Linked DNA regions of Homo sapiens: all the other regions are linked to region 3. Evidence: chromatin contacts called from ENCODE Hi-C or POLR2A ChIA-PET data. All regions are on one chromosome and are shown on one strand. Each heading gives the region's core, a stretch centred on a gene start or an enhancer-like site at or near the end of the contact. The rest is flanking DNA. Distances are from core to core; before and after follow the strand shown. Region 1 overlaps LOC112268055 (a long non-coding RNA gene). Region 2 overlaps MAPKAP1 (MAPK associated protein 1). Region 3 overlaps MAPKAP1 (MAPK associated protein 1). Region 4 overlaps MAPKAP1 (MAPK associated protein 1).

The links. A loop is a pair of places that touch in the nucleus more often than their neighbours do. ChIA-PET counts read pairs that join two places held with the same protein, here RNA polymerase II (POLR2A). Pooled maps may share reads with other maps.
Region 1: a map of ovary shows a loop between it and region 3 (2.0-fold over the local background). The contact joins two enhancer-like sites. A Hi-C loop is called at or near these places in 4 of 168 maps with a recorded cell type or tissue (K562, heart left ventricle and ovary) and 1 of 50 pooled maps. POLR2A ChIA-PET finds 5 or more read pairs at or near these places in 6 of 52 experiments (A673, H1, HepG2 and 3 more).
Region 2: a loop to region 3 is called in a map of heart right ventricle, with 2.2 times the contacts of the local background. The contact joins two enhancer-like sites. A Hi-C loop is called at or near these places in 5 of 168 maps with a recorded cell type or tissue (Right ventricle myocardium inferior, cardiac septum, heart right ventricle and 1 more) and 4 of 50 pooled maps. POLR2A ChIA-PET finds 5 or more read pairs at or near these places in 7 of 52 experiments (AG04450, BJ, CD8-positive, alpha-beta T cell and 4 more).
Region 4: a map of heart left ventricle shows a loop between it and region 3 (3-fold over the local background). The contact joins two enhancer-like sites. A Hi-C loop is called at or near these places in 8 of 168 maps with a recorded cell type or tissue (HepG2, Right ventricle myocardium inferior, cardiac septum and 3 more) and 5 of 50 pooled maps. POLR2A ChIA-PET finds 5 or more read pairs at or near these places in 6 of 52 experiments (AG04450, BJ, PC-9 and 3 more).

The regions. Positions count from the first base shown.
Region 1 is chr9:125,424,057-125,426,756 of GRCh38, reverse strand. LOC112268055 (a long non-coding RNA gene) reads right to left here. Exons shown (of 3, transcript XR_002956935.2): 2 at 528-1,883. It also overlaps the pseudogene RNU5B-5P. Among named protein-coding and RNA genes, the nearest start is that of GAPVD1, 160 kb to the right of the region's middle. RefSeq lists an enhancer at 2,418-2,700. Within about 2 kb of position 1,281, at least 3 of the 41 ENCODE cell types and tissues checked have a DNase peak (open chromatin) inside an H3K27ac peak, as active enhancers do; they include ovary, where a contact is called at or near this core.
Region 2 is chr9:125,504,716-125,507,676 of GRCh38, reverse strand. MAPKAP1 (MAPK associated protein 1) reads left to right here. Exons shown (of 12, transcript NM_001006617.3): 8 at 1,260-1,367. Among named protein-coding and RNA genes, the nearest start is that of MAPKAP1, 200 kb to the left of the region's middle. RefSeq lists a silencer at 1,133-1,427 and enhancers at 2,803-2,862, 2,903-2,961. Within about 2 kb of position 1,421, at least 5 of the 41 ENCODE cell types and tissues checked have a DNase peak (open chromatin) inside an H3K27ac peak, as active enhancers do.
Region 3 is chr9:125,471,920-125,474,743 of GRCh38, reverse strand. The region is part of intron 9 of MAPKAP1 (MAPK associated protein 1); the gene reads left to right. Among named protein-coding and RNA genes, the nearest start is that of GAPVD1, 210 kb to the right of the region's middle. Within about 2 kb of position 1,524, at least 8 of the 41 ENCODE cell types and tissues checked have a DNase peak (open chromatin) inside an H3K27ac peak, as active enhancers do; they include heart right ventricle and ovary, where a contact is called at or near this core.
Region 4 is chr9:125,524,596-125,527,295 of GRCh38, reverse strand. All of the region lies in intron 7 of MAPKAP1 (MAPK associated protein 1), which reads left to right. Among named protein-coding and RNA genes, the nearest start is that of MAPKAP1, 180 kb to the left of the region's middle. Within about 2 kb of position 1,280, at least 7 of the 41 ENCODE cell types and tissues checked have a DNase peak (open chromatin) inside an H3K27ac peak, as active enhancers do; they include heart right ventricle, where a contact is called at or near this core.

The DNA.
Region 1 (2,700 bases), core at 32-2,531, 48 kb after region 3:
GATGAGGCATTAGGACCCAGCACAGTGGCCGGCATGTGCAAGTGTGCAGGTGCTCAATGAGCTTTTCTTTTCGCTTTTTTTTTTTTTTTTTTTGAGACAGGGTCTCCCTGTCTTGCCCAGGCTGGAGTGCAATGGCGTGATCTTGGCTCACTGCAACCTCCATCTCCCAGGTTCAAGCAATTCTTGTGCCTCATACTCCCGAATAGCTGGGATTACAGGCACATGCCACCACACCCAGCCTTAAAAAACATTTGTGGGACAAATGACTGCCTTCTGCTGGTGCAACTGAGAAGCCCAGAACACAGACAGAGCCACAGAGGACAGGACTGGACCAAGGGTGCCCTTGGGCAGACAATAGGAAGGCAGGGGATGCAGCTGGAGCCGTGAGCACGAGGCCAGGCGTGGCCTAGACCCATTCTCCAGCTTCAGGAGCTCTGCCTGGGCACACGAGCCTGGGTACATGTCGGCCACCACGAACCCCGTCAGTCAAGGTGGCTGCACTTCGGTCAGAACGAGCATCTGGGTACCTGTTAGCCACCAGGAACGCCCCTCAGTTAAGACGGCTGCACTTCAGTCAGAACGGGCACCGCTTCTGCCAAGATGGCTGCCTCCAGTCAAGATGGCTGCCAAGTTGGCCCCATAGAACAGGGCCCACTGGGCAGTGAAAGCCCTGCTGCAACTGGCTTCAAAACAGAACAAACGAACTGTTAAATGGTGTCAAGACTGTAAATGGGAGGACTCAAAACCCAAGGCAGCCCAAATTCTCCAAAGAATAAGAGAAAACCAGTCAGCCCAGCCCTGTGCCTCTGAGAATGCTGGGTAATTTCATTTTCCTCTGTCTTTTTGTTTTCCTTCAGCAGAACCACCAAGAAGCAGCCACAAAAATCAGTTAAGACTTCCAGAGTGCTTCCTTCTCCAGAAATCTTTTATAAAAGGTGAAAGATTTACAAGACCTGAAGAGCAAACCAAGCAGGATAATTGTTTTTGGAATGACCCCAATATTTTCACCCCGGCGACCCCGGCTGGGCGTCTTGCCCCATATTTATGATTCCTGGTCCTCTGTGCGCCGCTGGGCGACCTTTCTGAGCCCCCTCTGCAAGCCCCCAGTCCCTTATCGGGCCTGTAACTCACCCTGACGTTATCTCTCGGGAGGGTTTTATGCACTTTAATTTAACTCCCTCATCATTATTTCCCGGACTTCAAGGTTTTCTCTTTGGAGCTGCCCTTCCTGGGACAAGCATAATCTGTTTGCCATCAGGCCCAATAAATATGTTTGTGCGGGAGATGGGAACCGTTTGGGGAGAGCAGCTCAGGCCTGGGAAGCAGCCTCAGGCTCTCACCCCCTTCTCGGCTTCCAGGCTGGTCTCTGTCCTTGAACCTCTGTCGGATGGGAGTCACAGCCTTAGATGCCAGGCCACGTGGCCAGATCTAGCAAATGCAAATCCAGGACGCCCAGTTAAATTTGAATTTCAGATAAACAATGGATTGTTTTAGTATAATAAGTATGTCCCATGCAGTGTATGCGAAAAAATTATTCATTGTTTATCTGAAATTCAAATTTAATTGGGTGTCTCGTATTTTCAGTGGTATCAGCTCCTAGGGGGCTGCTGCACTCACGACTCCAAATGCACGTTCATATATTGGGGGTGTATTTGTTCCCGAGGGCTGCTGTAACAAAGTTCTACAGATTTGGTGGGGGCGGGGGGGGGGCGGGTAAACAAAATAAACTGATGTTCTCACAATTCTGGAGGCTAGAAGTCCGAGGTGGAGGTGCCAGCAGGGGCGGCTTCTCCCGAGGCCTCTCTGCCTGGCATGCGGATGGCCGGCTTTTCCCTCTGTCCTCATGTCTCCCCTCTGGGTATCTGCGTCCTAATTTCTTCCTCCTATAAGGACACCAGTCAGATTGGATTAGGGCCCACCCTAATGATGTCACTTTCATTTAATTACCCCTTTAAAGGCCCTGTCTTTGCCGGGCATGGTGGCTCACCCCTGTAATCCCAGAAATTTGGGAGGTCAAGGTGGGAGGATCGCTTGAGCCCATGAGTTCAAGACCAGCCTGGGCAATATAGGGAGACCCCGTCTCTACGAAAAATTAAAAAAAAAAATTAGCTGGATGTAATGGCACATGCCTGTAGCCCCAGCCACCTGGGAGGCTGAGGTGGGAGGATCACCTGAGCCCAGGGAAGTTGAGGCTGCATGAGCCGTGATGGCGCCACTGCACTCCAGCCCAGGCGACAGAGCGAGATCCTGTCTCAAAAAATATAATTAAATAAATGAATAAGGGCCCAGTCTCTCATTACAGTCACATGCTAAGGCAGTGGGGGTTAGGACTTCAACAGATGAATTTGTGGGGGAGATAGAATCCCGCCCATCACAGGGGGTATGTAACCATCACCCACCAGAAGGGGTCTGGGCAACCTGTGAGGACAAGGGCTTTGCCTGTCTGGCCACCACTGGGTCACCAGTGCCGGCCCCAGGGCTTGGCTCAGAGCAGGCACACAATGAATCATCTGCAGTAGGGCCCCCTGTCAGATGCCACCCATGCTGTCCCCTGACCTTCCCACGGTGTGTAGCAATCCCGAGGGGGCCCTTGACCGCTCTGTGAGGCGGGTATGCGGAGGAGGAATGGAGCACAGAGAGGCACAGGAGCAACCCTGGGTCACACAGCAAATCAGGGCCGACCCTTACAAGCAGGTCTCA
Region 2 (2,961 bases), core at 172-2,671, 33 kb before region 3:
AATGTATGTAAGAATTCAGAATAGGCAGAAGTGCTAATGAAATACCAGTTAGAGAAAAGATCAAATATACCCTGAAACTGAAATGAATCTCTACAGTGCTACAGCTGAACATAGAACATGGGAAGGAGAATGACTGGAAATGAGTGAAATGCCTCATGCTGATGATAGAGAAGCACTAGATGTGATTAATCCACAAGTTGACAGCAGCTGAAGAACATATCTAAAAATACGTGTTCCGCCTGGGAGCCCTGCACGGCCTCTGATGCTTCCCTCAGCTCTCTCACCTCTCCTTCTGTCTGACCAAACACGCCTTTCAGAGTCAAAATAATAAGACAGTTTCTTATGCCTCTAATCCTTTCAATAACCATTAACAGATCACAGGAGCAGTCTTTTGAATCTGATCATTGGACCCGTTATGTGTTATCTGAGAAGAACAAGATTGTCATTTGGGTTGACAAAGAAATACATGAATAAATGTATAAAATGCTGCAGTGTTTTATTAAGGTCTGCCAGAAGAACCCTCTATGTGATGCAGGGTAGCTAGTATTCCTGGCTTCCAGTACTACTGAACCTGTGTCTCGTGTTTTCATAAATGTTTCAACAAAAATGTGAATCGGTAGCCACTGTCTTTTCATCATCGTAACTCAGAAATCTGAGATTTTTTTAATTTAAAAACTTTTTCCACATATGAATGCCAGGTCATCTGAGCTTTATTTATTTAAGCTTACCTGTTTACAATTTGTTTTGAATTTTTTGGACTGTTATTATATTAGAGTTCTACACATATCTTATTCCTGATTGTAATTTATTGTTACATAATTATTAATAAATACCTTTGCCTCCTGTGAGGCAGGTACATTTCTAATAAGCATTTTTCCTACATCACCTCTGATCCTTACAACAATCTTTCAAGGTATAACTATTCCTACATTACATATTAGGAAACGGAGGTTCAGAGAGGGTAGGTGACCTGCTCATATCTGAGAAGTGGCGTAGTCACTCTGACTCAAAGGCCATTTACCTCTTACTTGGTTTCGGGGAGAACTGAGTGGCAACAGACTTGATAATAGAACAGTGAAGAATGTGAAGCCTTATGCAAAAGAAACCCCAAACTTCCATCCTGGATAGCTAGACCCTCAAGACAGACTTTAACACTTTACTAAGGCTTTATCAGCTTTTCACCAGTATGTGGTGTTTTTTAAATGTTAAATTCGCTGTTTCAGACTTCCTCCCCTCCTCCTGCCCCTTTGATCTTCCAGGCCCTCAGTACCGCCTGGAGAAGCAGAGCGAGCCCAATGTCGCCGTTGACCTGGACAGCACTTTGGAGAGCCAGAGCGCATGGGAGTTCTGCCTGGTCCGCGAGAACAGTACGTTGGCCGCCTCGCTCCATGCCCGCTTTGTCCGTTGCAAACTTGCTTAGAAGTCATGTGTTTGGAAACGCTCACTGGTCTGGTTTCCCTAGGCAGATTTGAAGTGACTGTTTTCCAAGGCAGACTGCAGTCTTCGTGCCAAAGTATATCCCAAAGTGAAATGATTGATTTTGTGCTTTTTGGTAGAGAGGCTGCATCCTGTTTAGCACTCTGTGATTAATATTTTCCTGTTAAACTGTCTTCCTAAGTTGGGAGCATCCCTGGAAACAGCTTAGAAGCATGAGGCCTTTTCTGAAGTAAAGGCTATTTTGTATATAAAGCAGCTGGCCCTGTCAGTATCACTATTCAGACATCAGGTTTTAGAAAATTTTAACCATTTGCATATTCTAGCAGGAGGCAGTGTAGTGATTCCTTATGCTATGTTGAGAACTTCAAAACTTGTTAACTTTGTTCATTCTCTCTTCAGAGTTTCCAAATTGTGCATTTTGCCATCCTCTCCTCCATACTCCCACTGACACAAGGGCAAGTGATGTGTGAAACTGCGCTTGCGGCAGCAGACTGTCTGTAGTCATTCCTGCTTCGAGGCTTTTACACAGGCTATTTCTTCCACCTGGAATGCTCCTTCCCCCATTCTGGTTAATAACTCTTTCTCATTCTTTGTCTCAGTTTAAATGTCCTGTCTTCAGAAAGGCCACCAGGATCTTCCTGTCCCCCATTGCTTAAACCTGATCCACCTCTCGTTTGAGTCCCTCGTTATATTCTGCCATACCGCATACTACTTTTTCTCCGTCGCGTGTGTTTCTATCTATTCATTTATTTATTATTTTTTAGAGATGGAGTCTTGCTGCATTGGCCAGGCTGGTCTCAAACTCTTTTTTTTTTGAGACGGAGTCTCGCTCTGTCACCCAGGCTGGAGTGCAGTGGTGCAATCTCAGCTCACTGCAACCTCCACCTCCCAGGTTCAAGCGATTCTCCTGCCTCAGCCTCCCGAGTAGCTGGGACTATAGGCACATGCTGCCATGTCCGGCTAATTTTTTGTATTTTTAGTAGAGACTGGGTTTCACCGTTTCTATGGTCTCTATCTCCTGACGTGGTGATCCGCCCGCCTCAGCCTCCCAAAGTGCTGGGATTACAGGCGTGAGCCACCGCGCCCGGCGGTTCAAACTCTTGGTCTCAAGCAATCCTTCTACCTTGGCTTCCCAAAATGTTGGGATTATAGATGTGAGCCACTGCAGCCAGCCTGTATTTAGAATTACATACTTTTCTCAGTGATTGTTTAATATCTCTCTTCCCTGCTAGATTATCAGGTCTGTGAGGATGACCCTGGCCCATACCAAGTTGCCCTTCATATAGATCTGCTGTAGACTATGTGCTACAGGATCTCAGTAAATATAGATTGAATGAGTGAATGAATGGTAGATCTTTACTCATGCCACTGACCCTCTAAACAAGATCAGGCTGCTACTCTTTGGATGTTTTTGGTTTTGGTTTTGGTTTGGTTTTGGGGTTTTTTTGAGACAGAGTCTTGCTCTGTCACCCAGGCTGGAGTTCGGTAGTGTGATCTAGGCTCACTGCAACCTACACTTTCTGG
Region 3 (2,824 bases), core at 275-2,774:
CTAAGACATGAATTGTTAAATGCCTTAATTTTTGCCAAAGTGGTGTTTTAGCTTTTTTAAGGGGGTATTTTAAGAGTACCATAGGGGAGGTTGTACCTCCCAAGAGTCAAGCAGTCTCCTCTGGGACAATAGGAAACAGCTGGCAAGTCAGAACTCACCAGGCAGCTAGACCTGGACTTGAACCCAAGCTCTCCAGTTTACTAATTTGATTCACCATAGGCTAGTACATTTTACAGAGGAGAATGATCAGGCTCACCAAGGGAGCAGTGACTTTGCCCAGGATAACACCAGTGGGGATGTGCCAGCATAATCAGGGCCTCCAAATTTGTGGCCTGGAGACCCAGTAGGATGAGGATTCCCTAGCACAAAAGTTTCCACATTCCAGATCTGAGAACATTCTTCCTGATTTGAATTGAACTCTTGGAGGTTGTGAGGAGGAGATATGCCCAGTGACACTTGGTGGTGGGAGGTTACTGGGGGGATTTGTGGGGATGAAGGCATTGTCTCCCAAACTGGATCCTGGTGCTCCCAAGACTGGGATGTAGAGAAGGTCCCAGGGAGAATTCTTCTCGCCCTCCAATTCCAGAGCCAGGCAGGTCCTTTATTCACCTCCTTCTCGTGGCTCCCTGAGCTCCCCAGACTCGACCCTCATCACTGAGTCTATGTCACATCCTTAACCCAGTGCCTGACTTCTGATAATAATCATTAGAAGGAGTAATATTCATCGCTAGCTATGTATCAGGCACAATTCCAAGCCCTTGTCATGCCTTATTTCACCTAATCCTCACAACAAGCACTTGAGGTATCTATTATTATGTGTATTATTATCATCTCCGTTTTATAGAAGTTTTTCCCAAGTCACGTAGTTAGGAAGTAGGAAGGCTGACATTTGAACAGAGGACTTTCTGACTCCAGATTTCCTACCCCTAAGCCCCCTCTTTAAATGTAAGATAGGCTAATAGTGCCTTCCTGATTAGAGGTGTTCTAAGCTCTCAATAAGCCTCTGTACACAAAAGGACCTAGTGTGGGGGCTACCCAGAGTGGGCGCTCAGTCTGTGTTAGAAGAAGATGCTACGCGGTGCTAATTTCCTTTTATGGAAATCTTGGTTAGCTAAAGCAGACAAGGGTCTCCTTGTGATAACTCTAAAGGCTTGCACAAATAGTTTCCCCAGAGAGCTGTATACACATTAGAGTTGCGTTTTTGTTTATTTTGAGCTGTCTTGTTAAGGAAGGATTTATATGCTGGCGTTGATGTAGGACAGCAATCAGGCAATGTTTTCTGCCTTTGACAGTTGGTGTGATAGTTTGCTTCCAGTGAAGTTTGACTCACTGTATCTGGAAGCTGTCAGAAGTGGGAGCATGAAAAGGTCATGACGGATGGCTGTGGATAAGTGGTTAGGGGAGGGAGCTGGTAAGGGAGACAAACTGCCTCCCTTGTTTCCAAGAGAAGGGGCTGACCCTGGCTGCTCCCGGCCAGCCCCCGTGCTCTTTTCTTCCCCACCTGCCTGAGCTGGAAAGAAGCCTGCCGGGCTCCAGTTTTGAGAGGGGCACCAGGTTGGGTGTAGTGTAGCTCATGAGCCCTTCCCAGCAGCGCAACCCCTGGCATACCACTAGAACTGCTAGAAGTTCTGTTAAAGAAATTCTGCTAAAAAAAAAAAAAAAAAAGTTCTGCTGAAGAACTGCTAGAAGGAAGCATTCTTTCACTGAGGATCACTTCACCATTATCAAGACTTCAGCATACTTATCCTTCCCCACATTTTAACAGTCGAGAAAGGATACTGAATTCTGAAGTGGAAATCAAAAAGTGTCAGCTTTCAAAGTGATGTTTGTTTTTATTTTTCGTGAAATGTTTATCTTGGAAAAAATACAGAAAAGGAAAGGATATAATTCTACTAACCAGAGTTGGCCACTGGCACCAGTTTTTGGAGCACGTCCTTTTGACATCTTTTTTTATAAATGGTTTTCCTGTCCTTTTCACTTACTATTGTGTTATAAGGATTTTTCTAGTCAAAACTTTTCGTGGTTATCTTGTATTTCATCATTGTTGGATCAACTATTCCTCTATTACTGGCCACTTAAGTTGGAGAAATGTCAATGTAACAAAAGCCAGTTTCTCTTATTTCCTTGGAAATACATTTATAATTTGAATTACTTAAAACAGTGCATACGTGACACTGTAAGGAGTGCCTCTGCCATTCCTTAAATGACTTTACGCAAAAACTTTAGCCGAGGAAATCAAAACTATGCTCGGTGGTCAGAAAGAATATTGATCGGATTTCATGCTCCAATTTGCCATGTATGAACAAAAAATAGATGTGTGCATTTATTGGCATTTGTGAACATTTATTTGTTCCTTGGTGAAAATTGAGAGAGGAGATGGAGGACTGCTTGGGCAGAGCTCCTTATTATTAATACATCTTCTGACACGGCTGAGGCTGTGCAGAGCAGCAGAAAGAACAGGGACTTGAGACCCAGGCAGCTCTGGGTTTGAACAGTGGCTGTTCCACTTAGATGCTCCCTGACCTAGGCAAGCACCTTCCCCTCTCCTGGGATATGTTATATGAAACATTTAGCACAGTTCTTGCAGAATAGTGTAGTGGCTGAGGGGACACATTCTGGAACCAGACTTCCTGAGTTCAAATTGCAGCTTTGCCACTTCTGAGCTGGGTGATCTTAGGCAAGTTACTTGACCTCACTGTGTTTCTGTTTCCTCGTCAGTAGAATAGGATGAACATACTAGCCAACTTCATGAGGTTATTAAGAGATCTGAGTCCATGCACACAGTGGATTTCTAACCATGCTGGCACATTGTTGATGGCAGTTA
Region 4 (2,700 bases), core at 31-2,530, 53 kb before region 3:
AGGAGTTCAAGACCAGCCTGGCCAAGATGGTGAAACTCCATCTCTACTAAAAATACAAAAAATTAGCTGGGCATGGTGGCACACGCCTGTAGTCCCAGCTACTCCAGAGGCTGAGGCAGAGAATTGCTTAAACCTGGGGGCGGGCAGAGCTTGCAGTGAGCCAAGATCGCGCCACTGTACTCCAGCCTGGGTGACAGAGTGAGACTACATCCCCCAAAAAAAACAAACAAAAAAAACACTACATGTATGAATCCCAGCATTTTGGGAGGCTGAGGCAGGCAGATCACGAGGTCAGGAGATCGAGACTATCCTGGCTAACACAGTGAAACCCTACCTCTATTAAAAATACAAAAAATTAGCTGGGCGTGGTGGCACACGCCTGTAGTCCCAGCTACTCGGGAGGCTAAGGCAGAAATCACTTGAACCCTGGAGGCAAAGGTTGCAGTGAGCTGAGATTGCACCACTGCACTCCAGCTTGGGTGACAGAGCAAGACTCTCAAAAAAAAAAAGAAAAAAGAAAAAAGAAAACTATATATATGCTACTTTGATTAAAGTTAATTTTTAAATTTTGTTAAAAGAAAACATCTTACTTTCAACTTCTGGAGTGTAGAAGGATCTTTCTTTCCTTACTTATGTGGACTTTGTCTATTTGAAAACGCCCTTTCTCCTAAAAGCAAACCATTCATTTCAACATGTTGGATGTCAGATTTCTCTGAGAACATCATTATTAAATAGTTGTTTCTTATAAACGTTTTCAAACTTTTTAAGACCAAAATGTTATATGAGTATAGTCAGTGTATTGTGATTCTGCCAACACTTTGTCTCTGTGACCCATATTTTCCGTAGGTTAAAGCATAAGCTATTAGCTGGATACTCTGTCCCATTGGAAGGATGACTAATATCTCAAATATAAATGAAAACAGCTGCTTTTCCATAACATTAGAGTCCCAAACAGCTGTCACATGTACATTTTGACATTCTTACTTCTTTCTAAATTGGGACAAAAATTAGTTTACTGGATTTGCTGATCTGGTTAAGTACATCATCTAACTTCTGTGGAGAGGTACAGAAGAGGTCATAGGAAAGTCCATGGAGCCAGCATGCAGACATCCCCAAAGGCTTGAACTTACTTAAAATGTAAACCCTGTGATGAGACCCTTCTGTGCCAAGAACATAAGGTCTGTAAGGGCCTGGCAGTGGCTGCTGCACCACTGCCACCTTTGCCAGCAAGCCTGAATCTCGGCAGCCAGCCATTGTTCTCTGTTCCACTGAAGAGATTGTGGAGTACCACCCCATTGTCTCCTGAACGCCTACGTCAGTGCATTCTCCTCTTCTGAGAGCCTTGGAGGATTTATTTCAGGAGGTGGCTGTTGCGGATCAGAAGATCATGCTTCCTCTATTGGCTTAAAACTGGTCATTCTCTGTCTTTGAGTTCCTTGCTTTAGTCTCCTCTTCAATAAAATAAGGTCCCAACCAGATCATAGTCTTCTGGTTGATAGCCTTAACTGTGGAGCTTAGTTAAGACCTGGGTTCTAGAAGACCTACCTGGTTCCACCCCTGCTCCTGTTACTTTTCCTTTTTTTTTTTTTGTTTGTTTTTGTTTTTGTTTTTTTGTTTTGTTTGAGATGGAGTTTTGCTCTTGTTGCCCAGGCTGGAGTGCAATGGCGCAATCTCAGCTCACCACAACCTCCGCCTCCCAGGTTCAAGTGATTCTCCTGCCTCAGCCTCCCAAGTAGCTGGGATTACAGGCATGCGCCACCGCACCCGGCTAATTTTGTATTTTTAGTAGAGAAGGAATTTCTTCATGTTGGTCAGGCTGGTCTTGAACCCCCGACCTCAGGTGATCTGCCCACCTCAGCCTCCCAAAGTGCTGTGATTACAGGCGTGAGCCACCGCGCCCGGCCTCCTGTTACTTTTTCTAGCTCTCTGATAAGTTTCTTAACCTGTTTGAACTTCGTTTTCCTCATTTATGAATGAAAATAATAATAATGTCTTCTTCATAGCATTATTGTGAGAATTAAGCAGCGATCCTTGCAAAGCACCAAGGACCCAGTAAGTCTTTGCTGTTATTATCTTATCACTCAGTAAATGTTAGTCCTGTCCCCTCCTTTCAGTTTCAGTCATGAAACCTAGTCAGACTCACAATTTTGTGATCTAATGCTCTTTTTGTATGAATATGACTGCTTTGAGTTATAGTTCAAAAGAGACTCTAGCTGCTAAGGAACCCAGCTCAAATTGAGTCCATGTATTAGGTACAGCCCAGAATGTGTGCATCTGTCTGCGCAGCTGCTCATTTGGGCTTTTCCAGGGGTCCGAGGCCCCTTGTCAGAGCAGCAGAGCATCAGCAAGAACATAGGAGTGCACGTGTAGGAATGACCTAGCCTTCCTCTGGAGCACCCTGCATCTGGAGCAGGATATGCAGAAGGGTTAAAAGCTGGAGAAACTTTAGTCATAAATTTTCTTTTCAGCAGGACTTCCCAGGGAACATCTGACATTAGCAGAGAGGAAATGCTGATTGGCCTGGGAGTCAGCTGAAGGAGACAGGAACTGCAGTGGAAGCTGCTGGATTTACTGTTATTAGCAAGGCAAATGGAAAGCCAGCAGGGCAGCCCAGCTCCCAGATAATAGATCTAACAAGAAAGAAAACTCTGAGAAAGGAAAATGGCTGACAGCCACGTCTCCTCTTCTGCCATTTTTCCC